Linked DNA regions of Homo sapiens: region 2 is linked to region 1. A link is an interaction called in ENCODE POLR2A ChIA-PET data of the cell type or tissue named here. Cell type or tissue: PC-3. All regions are shown on one strand. Links, peaks and the distances in the headings refer to the core of each region. The heading gives the core; the rest is flanking DNA.

Evidence for each region. ChIA-PET counts read pairs that join two places held together with the same protein. Peaks named below come from ENCODE experiments on the same cell type or tissue, not always from the same donor. Only the 100,000 strongest peaks of a DNase experiment are listed, where the experiment ranks them.
Region 2: POLR2A ChIA-PET joins it to region 1 with 5 read pairs; 1 of 35 experiments calls an interaction of 5 or more read pairs at or near these places.

What each region holds. Positions count from the first base shown.
Region 1 is chr10:108,327,170-108,334,974 of GRCh38, forward strand. No RefSeq gene overlaps it. Among named protein-coding and RNA genes, the nearest start is that of LINC01435, 260 kb to the left of the region's middle. In PC-3, for the core only: no CTCF peak of the experiment used is centred there; no DNase peak of the experiment used is centred there; H3K27ac peaks cover 588 bases.
Region 2 is chr10:107,610,748-107,618,552 of GRCh38, forward strand. No RefSeq gene overlaps it. Among named protein-coding and RNA genes, the nearest start is that of SORCS1, 450 kb to the left of the region's middle. In PC-3, for the core only: no CTCF peak of the experiment used is centred there; no DNase peak of the experiment used is centred there; H3K27ac peaks cover 1,401 bases.

The DNA of each region.
Region 1 (7,805 bases), core at 1,048-6,047:
TTAAAAAAATTATAGCAAAGCATGGCCAAAGAAAACAAATCATTCAGATAATAAAGTGACAAATGTATCTGGTTAAAAGTTAGTTAAAAAGCACTTCTAAAGTTTATATAATGGATTTAGCGTTGGTGATTTATTCATGGCTGCTTAAGGCACTTCATTCTTCCGATTCCACTAAAGGGTAAGCAGAAGTGAGGGTCAAATTATTTTACAGTCAGAGTGACCTAAATATTGATCATTAAAAATGGATGTCAGCTCATTGTACTGGAGTCACATCCTGGGGGCTGTTAGGCTTTGGCCCTCACAGCAGTCTGGGGTTGATCTCGCGGATTTGGCTATTTTTAAAGAATGTGGCTTTGGAGTCGTGTGGCACTTAAAGACAAGATACTTTCTGAGAAATGCGTTGTTAGGCTATTTTGTCATTGTGTGAACATCATAGAGTCCACTCACACAACTTACATGGCATACCCTACCACACATCTAGATTCATGGCTTAGCCTCTTGCTCTAGCCTATAAATCGGTACAGCATGTTACTATACTGAATATTGTATACAATTGTAATGCAATCATGTTTGTCCCCAAACATATCTAAACACAGAAATGGTATAGCAAAAATATGGTATAAAAGATAAAAAATAAAAAGGTAAACCGTGTAGGGAACTTACTATGATGTAGCTTGCAGAACTGAAAATTGGTCTGGGTGAGTCAATGAGCGAGTGAGTGGTGAGTGAGTGAGCGGTGAGTGAGTGGTGAGTAAGTGGTAAGTGAATGTGAAGGACTAGGATATTACTGTATATTACTGTACATTACTGTAGACTTTATAAACACTGTACAGTTAGGCTACAATAAATTTATTTACAGAAAACAAAATAACTGCACTATGACATTACAATGCCTATGTCACTAGGCAATAGAAATTGTGCTGTTCTGTTATTATCTTATGGGACCACCATCATATATGCGATCTGTCCTTGACCTATATTTCATTATGCAGTACATGACTATATTTTAATATTTAAAATACAAAATATTCATGATTTTTCATGACTGAACACCAGTCCCTTGAGATCATACTACATATGTTAAACAGATGAGAAAATGGGCCCACATAAGATACTGTTAGGCATTTCACAGCAAACAATGAGAACATTTTTTTCTGTTTTTTTGTGTGACAGAGGATTTTATATTGTATATTATGGGGAAAAAAAAGAGCATTACAGTTTGAAAGATTTATAGCCTGTGTGATGGTTAATATTTAGTGTCAACTTGATTGGATTGAGGGATGCCTAGATAGCTGGTAAAGTATTGCTTCTGTGTGTGTTTGTGATAATGTTGCCAGAAAAGACTGACATTTGAGTCAGTGGACTAGGAAAGGAAGATGTACCCTCATTGTGGGTGGGCACCATCCAATCACTGTCAGCATGGGTAGAAAAAGGCAAGGTGGACGAAGGTGGGATGTTTACTTGCCTAATCTTCTGGCTCTCTTTGCTCTTCCTGTGCTGAACACTTACTTCTGCTCCTCCTGCCCTCGGATCTCAGACTACAGGTTCTTTGGGACCTGGAATCTGGGACTTGTATCAGCAGCTTCCCAAGGGCTCTCGGGCCTTCAGCCATGGTCACTGTTGGCTTCCAGTTTTGAGGCTTTCAAATTTGCACTGAGCCACTACTGGCTTCTCTCTTTCCCAAGCTTGCAGATGGCTTATCCTGCCTTGCCTTGTAATTCTGTGAGCCAATTCTCCCTAATCAACTCCCTTTTATATATACATATATCCTATTGGTTCTGTCCCTCTGGAGAACCCTGACTACTGAAATTGTCATTAACTAAACAGATTTGCAGAGGTCATGTTTGCAAGGATTAGCTGTGGGTTGGTGATAGCATTTTCTTTTGACATACTACATTTCAGATTAGCTGGATATGTTGAGTTAAACATTAGGCATAAGAATATAATTATTAAAAAGCAGGGTTAGAATAAAGATGGAAATTTGGGTCTCTACTAAAAATACAAAAATTAGCTGGGTGTGGTGGCATGTGCCTGTAGTCCCAGCTACTTGGGAGGCTGAGGCAGGAGAATTGCTTGAACCTGGGAGGCAAAGGCTGCAGTGAGCCAAAATTGCACCACTGCACTCCAGCTTGGGCAACAGAGTGAGACTCCATCTCAAAAAAAAAAAAAAAAAAACAAACGTGGAAATTTGGGAGTTATCATCATCATACATAAAGTCACAAAATTGACTATGACTATCTAGGGGGAAAGGTTATACAGAAACCTAGGACTCAGGTATTCCAACTCCTGAGTCCTAGGGTGTTTGAATACATGGAGTGAGTAATGTGAAGAACAATTAGCAAAGACCAAGAAGGAGAAGTCAAAAAGTCCAGGAGAAGAAACAAGGCATGTGGTAACAGGGGAGCAAGTATAAAAAGTATTTCATGGAGTGATTGGGTCATATGGTACTAAGAGTTAAAATGACCTTATAATATATTATCCAAATCTGGATGCATTGCAGAATGAAAGCAGCAGCTATAAATAATTAAAACAGGACAATAGACAGAGATATGATTGTCCCAGGAAAAGTATAGGATGTATACTCAAACTATTCATAGGCCAGTGTAGATGGTCTAAGAATTAATTGTTAGATTCAGTAAAGTGGTGGCCATAAATATCCATCAGAAAAGTGATTTCAGAGATTGGCAATGATTGGAGAATGCTGAAGAGAAAACAGAAGTAGGTAAAAATTGGAGGACAGTGAATACAGACAATTGTCTCAACACATCAAAGGAAGGAGACAGAATAATGATAGTATGGTCAAGGAAGACAAAAGAGGAGTGCTTTTTTGTGTGTATATGTGTATATGCTTGTGTGTGAGTGTGTGTGTGTTTAATAAGAAAAATAGTAAGTCATTATTCTTATCTTCCTACTGGGCAGGCACTACAACCATACCATAAAGCAATCTGTGTCCAGGACAGGAAGCATCCAAGTGAAAATCCTTCATTGGCTTCAGATGGATGGTGGCCCATATTTTACAGACGGATGCTTTAATGCTGTGAGCCTGTGCAGTGTCATTTGGAATATTTTGTTACATCTAGAAGTAGAATTTAGCACCTTGATGATATTAAAGTTCCCAGTCTCTTCAAGACCTAAGATGCTATTCGTCTGACATGAGAACTTACTCCAATAACAGTAAAATCCACCAGCAAGACTAACTGAATAAATCAGGAAAGGCTTGCCAGACAACGTACCCTAAATTCTAGATACCAGAGTGTTAGACATGCAAAGGAGGCAGAATCACAGACCATGAATAGGCACTGTCACCCAATAGCATAGACTTGAATCCTGTCTTTAACATTATATGGCTATGTGACCTAAGGCAAGTTCAAATCTCTCTCTGATTCAATTTTCTGAGCTATAAAATAGAAATACAACAACAAGAAGACACCTACTTGTATTTGTTGTGAGCATTAAAAGAGTTAATACCCATTAAGTGTTTGGAACAATATCTGGCACAGAATAAATGTTCAAATAGAGTGAACTACAATGATTTAAATGTTGCACTTTGAGCAATGAATTTGGAAAGGGACCTCAGTTTTTATTATCAAAAAGCAAATAGGTTTTAATTTCTAGATGGAATTCAAAGGCTGCTTAAATAAAACCAGTAGAACAGTGTAATGTAAATAGTTAGAGCCAAAGTGATGAAATTTGAGAAACTGCAGCACATCCTGGCTCTGCTCTCAAAAGTTGAGGAACTTTGAATTAAAAACTCAGGTATTCTAAGTTTTAGTTTTCTTTAGGATAATATCAGATAATAATATATACTCTATAGTTTCTTTGTTGAGAAGACTATATGAGGAACCTCATATGTGGGGATATAATTACTACATATTAAATTATGCTTTCCTGTTTTCTAAGTTTTATTTTTATTTCTATCTTAAGTTTTGGGGTACCTGTGCAGGATGTGCAGGTTTGTTACATAGGTAAATGTGTGCCATGGTGGTTTGCTGCACCTATCAACCTATCACCTAGGTATTGAGCCCTACATGCATTAGCTATTTTTTTCTAAAGCTCTCTCTCCCCACATCCCTCCTGCCAGCAGAACCCAGTGTTGTTCCCCTCCCTTTGTCCATGTATTCTCACTGTTTAGCTCCTACTTATGTGAGAACATGTGGTGTTTGTTTTTCTGTTCCTGGGTTAGTTTGCTGAAAATTGCTTCCAGCTCCATACATGTCACTGCAAAAGACATGATCTCATTCTTTTTTATAGCGGCATAGTATTTCATGGTGTATAACTATCACATTTTCTTTATCCAGTCTATCATTGGTGGGCATTTGGGTTGATTTCATGTCTTTGCTATTGCGAATAGTACCACAGTGAACATACATGTGCATGTATCTTTGTAATAGAATGATTTATATTCCTTTGGGTATATACCCACTAATGGGATCACTCGGTCAAATGGTATTTCTCGTTCTAGGTCTTTAAAGAATTGCCACACCATCTTCCACAATGGACTAATTTACATTCCCATCAACAGCATAAAAGTGTTCCTATTTCTCCCCAACCTCACCAGCATCTGTTGTTTCTTGACTTTTTAATAATCACCATTCTGACTGGCATGAGATGATATCTCATGGTGGTTTTGGTTTATATTTCTCTAATGATCAGTGATGCTGAGGTTTTTGCCATACGTTTGTTGGCCACATAAATGTCTTCTTTTGAGAAGTGTCTGTTCAAGTCCTTTGCCCACATTTTAATGTTTTTTTCTTGTAATTTGTTTAAGTTCCTTGTAGATTTTTGATATTAGAACTTTGTCAGATGGATAGATTGCAAACATTTTAGCTCACTCTGTAGGTTGCTGTTCACTGTGATAATTTCTTTTGCTGTGCAGAATCTCTTTAGTTTAATTGGATCCCATTTGTCAATTTTTGCTTTTGTTGCAGTTGCTTTTGGTGATTTTGTCAGGAAATCTTTGCCCATACCTATGTCCTGAATGGTATTGGCTAGATTTTCTTCTAGGGTTTTTATAGTTTTGGGTTTTACATTTAAATCTTTAATCCATATCAAGTTAATTTTTGTATAAGGTGTGAAGAAGGGGTCCAGTTTCAATTTTCTGCATATGGCTATCCAGTTCTTCCAGCACCATTTACTAAATAGGGAATCCTTTCCCCATTGCTTGTTTTTGTCAGGTTTGTTGAAGATCAGATGGTTGTAGATGTGTGGTCTTAGAGTTCACTATTCTATTCCATTGGTGTATGTGTCTCTATTTGGACCAATTCCGTGCTGTTTTGGTTATTGTGCCTTGTAGTATAAAGTCTGGTAGCATGATGCCTCCAGCTTTGTTCTTTTTGTTTAGGATTGTCTTGGCTATATGAGCTGTTTTTTGGTTCCATACGAATTTTATCTTATTTTTATTTATTTATTTATTTTTTTGAGATGGAGTCTCTCTCTGTTACCCATGCTGGAATACAGTGTTGTGATCTCGGCTCACTGCAGGCTCCACCTCCCGGGTTCAAGTGATCTTCCCATTACAGGTGTGTGCCATCACGCCTGGCTATTTTTGTGTGTGTATTTTTAGTAGAGATGGGGTTTTACCATGTTGTTCAGGCTGGTCTCAAACTCCTGATCTCAAGTGATCTGCCTACCACAGCCCCGCAAAGTGTTACACTTATAGGCATGAGCCACCACACCCGGCCCCATACAAATTTTAAAATCGTTTAATTCTATGAAGAATATTAATGGTAGTTTAATGGGAATAGCATTGAATCTACAAATTACTTTGGGCAGTATGGCCATTTTCGAGATTTTAATTCCTCCTGTCCATAAGCATGGAATGTTTTTACATTTATTTGTGTCCTCTCTGATTTCCTTGAGCAGTGGTTTGTAGTTCTCCTTGAAGAGGTCCTTCACTTCCCTTGTTAGCTGTATTCCAAGGTATTTAATTCTTTTTGTATGCTTTCTTGTTTTCAACTGTTTTCACCTTATCGTTTTCCCTCCACCTCCTCTCCTACTTAAGCATATGTGAAGGCTTAATATGTGCACTACCATCAAGGTAGGATAAAACACAAAGAACCAGGAGTCGGATGTCAACTTTTAGTTTGTTAGGGATACTTTGGTAAATTTGTAACTGTTTCTTAATGGTTGTTGTTGTTTGTTTTTAATTTTTAGGAGTCTGGTGCTTGGGAAGAAAAACTGTGATTCTTTCTGCCCTGCCTCCCAATTTTATTTATTTTAATTTTAAAATTTGGTTTTAAATATGAAGAATTAATGCTTAGAAAACAGAGTTTAAATAGAGTTTAAACAACAAACTAGTAAGTGGGGAACAAAATGCACAATTATGTAAGGATCAATTTCTGACCTAAAGGTGAACATTTTGAGCAGTTAGAAGGAAATAAAGAATAAGAGGAAAATAAGCAGGTATTAAAAGCTGGTGGTATCTAAACAGCAGACCATCACTGTTTAGACGGTGTTCCCATCTGGACATTTTTTAAGTTGGTAGAAACCAAATAGAAATATCATTAACGTTTGACGTATCACAAAGCAGAATTGCAGAAGATGGCCACTTACAGAGAAGCTTCATGTGCTCTCTTGTCTAAATAGCAGAATGTCAGTGCTTGGAAGATCTATGCAGGTATGAGGGTATGTGAACTTTGCATACATTCCTGCTCAAATTCTACATGCTGCAGAGGATAGGCATGAGGTTGAGCACAGTGTCCTTGGGATGCAAGTGTAGCATATGACATAAACTAGAATGGGCCTCATAATCATAGCATCACAGCTTTTTACAAACTGTAAAGTTCACTCCTAAAAACCCGACTTTGGAGTAAGAATCCCATTTACGCTCTTTAATGGGAATAATAAAAGCACTTAGAGGTTTGTGTAAAAATAATATGCACTAATACATTGAATGACTTTAGCACAATGTCAGGCACATATGAAATGTCCAAAATGTAACAGCACTTACTCTTAAGAGAGTGAGAAAATATTATCGTTAAAATTTTCTCAAGTAAACAAAAGCAGAGTAGACCTTCCTAGCATTGGTTTTGATCTTCTGTCTGTGACAAATTAAACTGAATTGCATTTAAAAGCAGTTTCTGAAAATACACTGTGAAGGGAATAGGTTGAAAGTGTGAATTAATAGGTATGGAAGAATTCCACAACAGACCTCTATGATTTTTCTTTTATCACCTCTATTTCCATCTGTATGTGTTTCCATCTGTACGAGTTTTCCAGAAAGTTTTGGTTGTTTATCCCAAGTACATGGCTATTATTTTGTGACAGTATAACACTCAACATTCTAAATATTTGACAATGTTCGTTCTGTTTTCCATTCCTCTCTTTTTTTGTGATATATTTGGTTGCATACATACTTACCTGCAAATTTACTTTTTTTTATATTTTAAAATATGTGATCATTTATCTAAAATAAATTCTACTTATATTTTCATTATTAAGGAAGAAGAATTTCATTGAAGTTATGAATTATGTTGGTATCTTAAGTATTATAGAAGCTGTCTGTGAGCCCATCCCACTTAGTCATAGAGAAGGTAGTTGGTGCTTATACTTAAAGGAGAGACTTTCCTTTTAGGAAAAATATTTCTAGCCATCTAGTGACATCTACTTGGACCAAATCAAAATGCTGCCTTTGGAATAGTGAATTTAAGTCATACTAGAGAAAGTTGTCCTCAGTATGTTTGGCCTACAGTGAACAGTGTGAATATCCACAAACAAATTGAAGCTTATTACATAATAATTATATTCTTTATGCATTCAATACTACTACGGTGCCATCATGCACATATCAGGCACTTTGTCAGGAA
Region 2 (7,805 bases), core at 1,896-6,895, 720 kb before region 1:
CAACATTAAGAGCAGAGATACTAAAAGCTATTGTTATAATATTGATGAAAGAAAATGAAGATCTAAACAAATTCTCTGAGGATGACAAGAAATTATGCTAAATTAGAGGCAGAAATTGTGTCTTTGACTACATTTCCTACTCATCACATAAATATTTGTTGATTGACTGGCTTCATAAATCATAAGCTACAGGTCTCCTAATGAGATTGTCTTCTTTATCTTTAAATCTATTGCTGAAAGGTTTCTGTGTTATAGGTAAGGTAATTCCCTCTTTGTTCCATATTCAGCTAGCCTGCCAGGAATCACATTTATAGATAAAATGGCTTCTTTCATCCCAGAGCTGACAAGCTAAATTATATTATTCTTTTTAAAAATATTTACAAATCATGCAAAAATGTATGCTGAAGAATTTACCACTATAAGCCTCTCACCTCTACACACAAAATATAATGTCCTAGCCTTTTCCCAAGACTTGGGGAGGGCTTCTTCTGTTTATAGAGGCCTTAGGGCATGACCAAACCTGCTAAGGGATAACAATTTCTGCAACCAGCATTCTGTTTGCATTATGACCTCATTTGGTGCTGCAATATAATGTGTACATACCATTTTCAATTTGTCTAGAAACACTATTTGGTGTCCTGGCTTAGTGTAACTGCCAGAATTATTCATAACTCAGGAACCAGGTTACATTTTCCTGCATAGACTATTCAAATAATAAGACTAAAGGCAAATAGGACTGGCTCTTCTTTGCCCACATTTTTCATTCATACCCATTGCTAATTCCTTCCCTCATTAAAAATAGAAATGTTGTCATGTTATGTTGTTGCAGGGGGTATCACAGAAAGAAAGTGATCATGAACCCATTTCCTGGGGATCGGAGGGCTTCATACCAGTGGTATGTATTTCAGGTGAACACCCCAGGATGTTGTGACTTCTTTGTAACAAATAAGTGAGTGGAGTTTTTATTTAATAGAAAATAGAGAGGAATCATTAAACCAAAATGGTCCTTACAACAAAAGCTAAAGATCCCGGAAATCTAAGCTTGCTGTGACTGGTTATATAGATTGCTTATTGCACAAAGACAATAAGTTAAGGGGAGGGTGAATAGGCGCTGGAAGACATTATGTGTTCCATTTGATAAGTCCTATGGCTATGAGGCAACCAGAAGGGATATCTTTATTATTTATTAATTTTTTATTTGTATAAATTTATGGGGTACAAGTGTAATTTCGTTACATGGACATATTACATAGTGGTGAAGTCAGGGCTTTCAGTGTATCCATCACCTGATTACTGATCATTGAACCCAGTAAGTAATTTCTCATTATCCCCCTCCAACCCCTCTCTCTTCTAAGTCCCTGTTAGCTATCACTGAACACTCTATGTCCATTTGTACACATTATTTAGCTCCCACTTATAAGTGAGAACGTGTGTTATTTGTCTTTCTGTGTCTGAGTTACCTCACTTTTCACAATGGTATTTGTGGACAAGCACAGGCTGAACTTGGTGTTTCCATATCATTGTTTATTTGCTAATAAGTTAGTATATTTTTACTTGTAAGCACTAAAAAATTTAACCAAGAACAAGATTGTGGTTGGGTCATAGAAAGAACACAACCATTGAGATTCTTAAGATCATCCCTCTGTCTCTGTCTCTCTCTCTCTCTTTTATCCTCATCCCCATTTCTCTCTGCATCAACCTCATTCTTCTCTACTACGTCATAGAAGCTTTCTTCTTGACCAAACACATGATTATTGAGAGCATCTGCCTTTCACATCTTACAGATCATAGGGAGAAACTGACCTAACGATTTCCCTTGTTCCAAGATTTAAAAAATATATTTGATAGGTGACTCATTTGTTGAGGTAAAGTCAGAGTCCTATCCTGAACCAATCAAGTATGGCCAGCAGTTTTATATATTCAGGAGGGTTTGGGGGAGGGAGGGAAATCTTAGACACTATAACTTGAGCTAGGGAGGAGTATTTCAAGAAGTAGATTTCTATGCCAAGAAGGGAATTAAATTCAGACAAAACACTTACATGCTCATTGAGGGTACATAAACTAGGAAAATTCCAAATCATTCACATGCATGAATTTACCTTCATTTAAAGAAAAAGACAAAAAAGAGTAGTGTGCTATACTCACCCAACTGCATCAATAGCTATGCACTGTGGTCCCTCATTGAAACCCAATCTGGAAGTTCTTTTCTCACATTTTATTCTATTTATATCCCAGCTACCCCTCTTCCTGCAGCACCAGGCTCAATTCATGTCTCACCTCCAAAAAGTTTTTACTGAGTTTTGTATTCTCTCTTTTCTCCATTACTATAACTTTGACAAATAGGTTTACAAATTGATTTCCTTAATGATACAATGTTTTGCATTGTTCATTAACTTTTTGGGCTCATGGTTCATCTCCCCTACAGAACTTTAAGCTCCATAAATCTTTTATAATGACAATTATTTTTACACTAACAACTAAGATTACCTTAATTTTGACTCCTGCTGCTTATATCATAATACTGAGTGTACTGTTGAGAAACACATACATAGGGAGAGATTTGGCAAATATAAGGTTGAACACTAACTGTGCAAAGTACTTTGCGGATTTAAGATCCCCAAAGCAAGTAAGGGGATGGTTTCTTTTCTGAGACACAAATGGGTTACTGAACACTGAATAATATGTTAAAGGAAAGCTCAAACACTTAGCATTTGTAAATGGTCTAACACAGAGCTTGGAGGGACCAGTATTCTCTTTCTCCTCTTCTTCATTTAAGGAACATCTTGGAAAGCAGAAGTTATTAATAAAATGTACAGAGGAAAATGCGTTATTTTCCATAAGAAAATGGAGTTTATGAACATAAATTTCCAATTCTGAGGCTTGTCAACTCAGACCATAAAAGTGGCTGGCATATAAGCTTACTAATTTGGACTAATTAAATGACTAGCCATTTGAATCTGGCGAGAGCCCCAATTATAAAGGGTATTTAAAAGCCACAACACCTAAAATCTGAATTTTTAAAATATCATCAGAAAACACTCAAGGGAGAGATTTTCCTGGAAATTCGCTGTTGAGACATAACTTAGGTTCTAAGAGATTGAAAAATCACTTGCATTTGGAAGTAACTTTTCTCTTTTGTACTTATTTACATTATTGTTTGTTGAATTTATTTGTTGAATACTTTCTCACATCTGTGTGTATTTTAAACTTGAAGAATCCATTTACATTTAATCTTTTATTGGCCCCATGAGTAAAATAAAGACACAGTTATGACTCTCTTTCAGGGGCAAACAAAGAAAGACTTAAAAATGCTCCCTAACTTGCCCAGGTTGCAGTGTGAATGAGGAATACAGTGGGAACACAAATCCATACACACGTATATCTTTCTAAGACCCCCGATGAGGTTACTACTGACCTGAAAGGCAGCACTACTAAGTCAGCAAGATATTTTTAAAAAGTCTTACTGTATTCTGAATTGTTAGAGAGAAAAACATGTTGATGTACCCAGAAGACCGAAAAAAAGCAATTATGGGGACAAAAACACCCCTCTCCTCTAGACTAATACATAAAGATATTATATTAGGTGCAATGTTTAGTAGATGTTTGAGGCAGAAAGAAGGGGAGCTCTTTTCTGCTAATTTGAGTTAAGCTTGTTTGTAATTCAAGTTATTATTTCTTTTTGTTTACTTGTTTCTATTAAAAAGATATATAGATGATAGATATATAAATATTCTCTCTCTTTATTCTTTCTGAACTGGTAAGATCAGATAACTGGAAACAAATGGATAATCTTTGTAGCTTACACCCTAGAATCTTCTCTCCTGTGCCCTTCATGTACTCCACTTCTGCAGAGCTATGTTTATGGAGGAAATTGGATTCACTGTTTGCCTACAGCAACACATTTAGCTGGTGGCTGTGCAGGTCCAATTAACTCTTTTAACAATATGGGTCAAATGAGGTTATTGGATTATGTTTGTAGCCAATTATAATTGTTTTGGTTGAATACTCTCTCTTGTAACCTTATTTACACTTAAGAAAACAGCATAGAAAAATATTTCATTGTGTGGAAGAAAATAGCCTAGGCAAATATTGGAAGAACAATTTCTCTTTTCTAGATCACGAAACATGACCTCTTATTTATGTTTGGGCATAAAGTAAAGCCTTTTTTGCAGAAATAAAAATAAAAGTGTTAGATATAAAACACTTTGAACACACATTATTCCCATCATTATAATTATCATTATTATCTCTACCTCACCATGAAAAGTAAAGCCTTTAATGGGAGGGACACAATGTGATAGGAAGAAAGGAACCCAAGAGGGAGACGAAGTAGACCAGGGTTCTAGTGTTGGCTTTGCGGCTGGTGAGTCATAGTCTCTCTGAACTTAATGCCCTCCATCTAGAAAGTGGAAATAATAAGCTTGTTACCACAATGATTAAACAAAAAAATGTACATGATGTGTTTTACCAAGTAAAAATAATACAATATTGGTTATAAACTAGTGTTGAATAATAGGAATTTCTTCTGCAGTTATTTTAAACTGTATTGCAAGGAGATTTTGTTCCATATACAGTCATGGGCCACATAACAATGTTTTGGTTGACGATATACCGTGGTGGTCCCATAAGATCATAACGAAGCTGAAGACTTTCTATCAGTAATGTCTTAGCCATTATAACATTGTAGTGCAATGCATTAGTCACACATCTGTGGTTAATACTAGCATAAACAAATCTAGTACGCCTCCAGTCATATAAAATGTCGCACATACAATTATGTGTGGTACATCATACTAAGTAATGACAATAAACAACTATGTTACTGTTATACGTAGTGACTTTTTTCTGTCATTTTAGAATATGCTCCTTCTACTTATTAAAAAAGTATGCTGTGTTATTCTAGCAGCAGGAATATCTAGTAGAGGGAATATGCTCCTCCTACTTATTAAAACAGTGTGCTATGTTATTCTAGCAGCAGGATCATATTTCTCCTATTTACTGTGTCTCTTAATTACATCATTTTCTTTTGTGCTTGATTTAATCTCATTTTGTTTTGTTCATCAGGGCCTCTGAGTATAAAAAGCCTACTGCTAATATTGCCAGTAAGAAGCTACAACAAGTGATTGACCTGAAAACAAAATTAGAAGTGATTAAGAACTACAAAGGTAGAACATCAATGATGATTACTGCTCACCTGTCAGACAGATCTCATTCCACTATAACTATGATCTTAAAGTACAAGAACTAACTAATAGAAGCTCTGAGATAATCTCCTTCACTGAAGGCAATGAGACTAACAAAAATTTGGGAAGGGCCTATATCAGATATGGAGAAACTTCTAATCATGTAGACTGAAGGCCAGACACAGAAGTGTACTCCTCTTAGCACCATGATAATCATGACCAAAGCAAAAAGTTGTTTGCAGTGATGAAAGAGAAGGTTTGACTTGACTGTGTTGTTGAATTTACTACTAGGTCTGGGTGGTTTAAATGATTCAAGAATCATTACTCATTACCTAACAGGAAAGTAACTGGTGAGTTTCTAAGTGCTCATATGAAGGCAGCTGAAAAAATTGGGGAAATTCTAGATAAGCTAATTGTAGAGAAAATTTACCTGCTGGAGCAAATCTGGAGTATGGCTGAAACATCTCTATTCTGGAAGTGAATGCATGAAGGGACTTTCATCCATAAGACCAAGTCAATGCCAAATTTCTAGCTCTCTAAGGACAGGATAACAGTCGTATTTGGAAGGTAGTGTTGTATATTACACATTGAGCCCTTTGTGGTCTGGCACGGTGAGTGTTACAGGGCCTGCAAGCATATCAGTAAGAACATATTGCCAGTGTACAACCGGAGTAATAAGAAGTGATGGATCAGTCAGCTCCATTTCCAAAATTCCCTTCTGAATTGCCATGTCAGCAAAATGGAGAAGTACTGTTTGGAAAATAACATACTTTCAAGATTTTGCTTATTGTTGAGAATGCTCCTGCACATCCTCCTTTATTGGTGATCTTCATCCTCATACCAAAGTGATGCCTGTCCCTCCAAATGCTAATTCTTTGACCCAAACAGTGGGTCAAGGATTCATAGTGATTTCTAAGCCTTATTGCCTGAGTAGGACCTCTGCCCAGGCTATTGCTGCAACTGAGGAAGACACTCATGCAATTCTGGCAGGATTACAACATCTATGATTGCATCAAGAAACTTGCTTGGGCTTGGGGTGATATCACCCAGGGATGTGTGAATGGCATCTGGAAGAAAATATTCAAGAGTTTTGCTCATGACTACAGAGAATTTGCCAAGAGTGAGAGGGTTGTAAAAATTGAAAAGGCTGTGATTGAGATAGCAAGTAACTTTAACCTGGGTGTGGAGAAGGATGATATTGAGGAGCTCCTAAAGGGGGTTCCTAAGGAACTGACTAATGAGAAGTTGGAATTGGAATAGGAATGCATTGCTCAAGAAGAGGCAAGAGGAAAGGGAAGTGCAGGAGAAGAAAAAGCGGAATAACCCTTAAAAAAAATCCACAATGAAGAGTTTAGTAGAAGCTTTTGCAGACCTCAACAAGCTCCTTAAAAAGTTTAAAAACATGGACCACCAACACCAAAAGGTCATGGTGTGTTATCTGCTTACAAGCAAATCTATGATTAAAAAAGAAACAAACTAAGCAAACCAACATGAACGTATTTCAGAAAAGACTGACACCTCCTCAAGAAGAGCCCCAGACAGGTCTTTCAGGAGGGATTCCAGAAGAAAGCATTGTAATCATCGGAGATCACAGGTCCGTGCATGTTATTGTTGCTGAACACCTTACAGTGGGACAAGATGTGGAGGTGGAAGACAGTGATACTGATGATCCTGACCCAGTGTAGGCTGAGGCTAATCAATGTTTATGTCTTTTTTTTTTAACAAAAAATTAAAAAAACTGAAACTAAAAAGCTTAAAAAATAGGAAAAATCCTATGGAAGTAGAATATAAAGAAAAATAATATTCTTGGGCCGTGCGCGGTGACTGACGCCTGTAATCCCAGCGCTTTGGGAGGCCAAGGCAGGCAGATCACGAGGTCAGGAGATCAAGATCATGCTGGCTAACATGGTGAAACCCCGTCTCTACTAAAAAATGAAAAAAAAAAAAAGATTAGCCAGGCATGGGGTGCGTGCCTGGAGTCCCAGCTACCAGCTACTCGGGAGGCTGAGGCAGGAGAATCGCTTGAACCCGGGAAGTGGTGGCTGCAGTGAGCTGAGATGGCACCACTGCACTACAGCCTGGGTGATGGAGCAAGACTCTGTCTCAAAAAAATAAATTAATTAATTAAAAAGAAAAATAATATTCTTGTACATCTGTATATTCTGTTTCTGTTTTATGCTAAATGTTATTACAAAAGAGTCAATAAGTTAAAATATTAAAGTTTATAAAGTAAAAATGTTATAACCAGTTAAAGTTAATTTATTGTTGAAGAAGAAAAAATTTTTAGATAAATTAATGTAGCCTAAGTATACAGTGTTTATAAAGTCTGTGGTAGTGTATAGTAATATCCTAGGCCTTCACATTCATTCAGCCCTCACTCACTCACTCACTCACCCAGAGCAATTTTCACTCCTGCAAGCTCTGTTCATGGTAAGTACCCTATACAGGTATACCATTTTTTATCTCTTATACTATATTTTAACTGTACCTTCTCTATGTTTAGATACATAAATATTACCATTGTGTTACAGTTGCCTGTAGTATTTAGTACAGTAACATGCTGTACAGGTTTGTAGCCTAGAAGCAATAGGCTATACCATATGGCCTAGGGACACAGTAAGC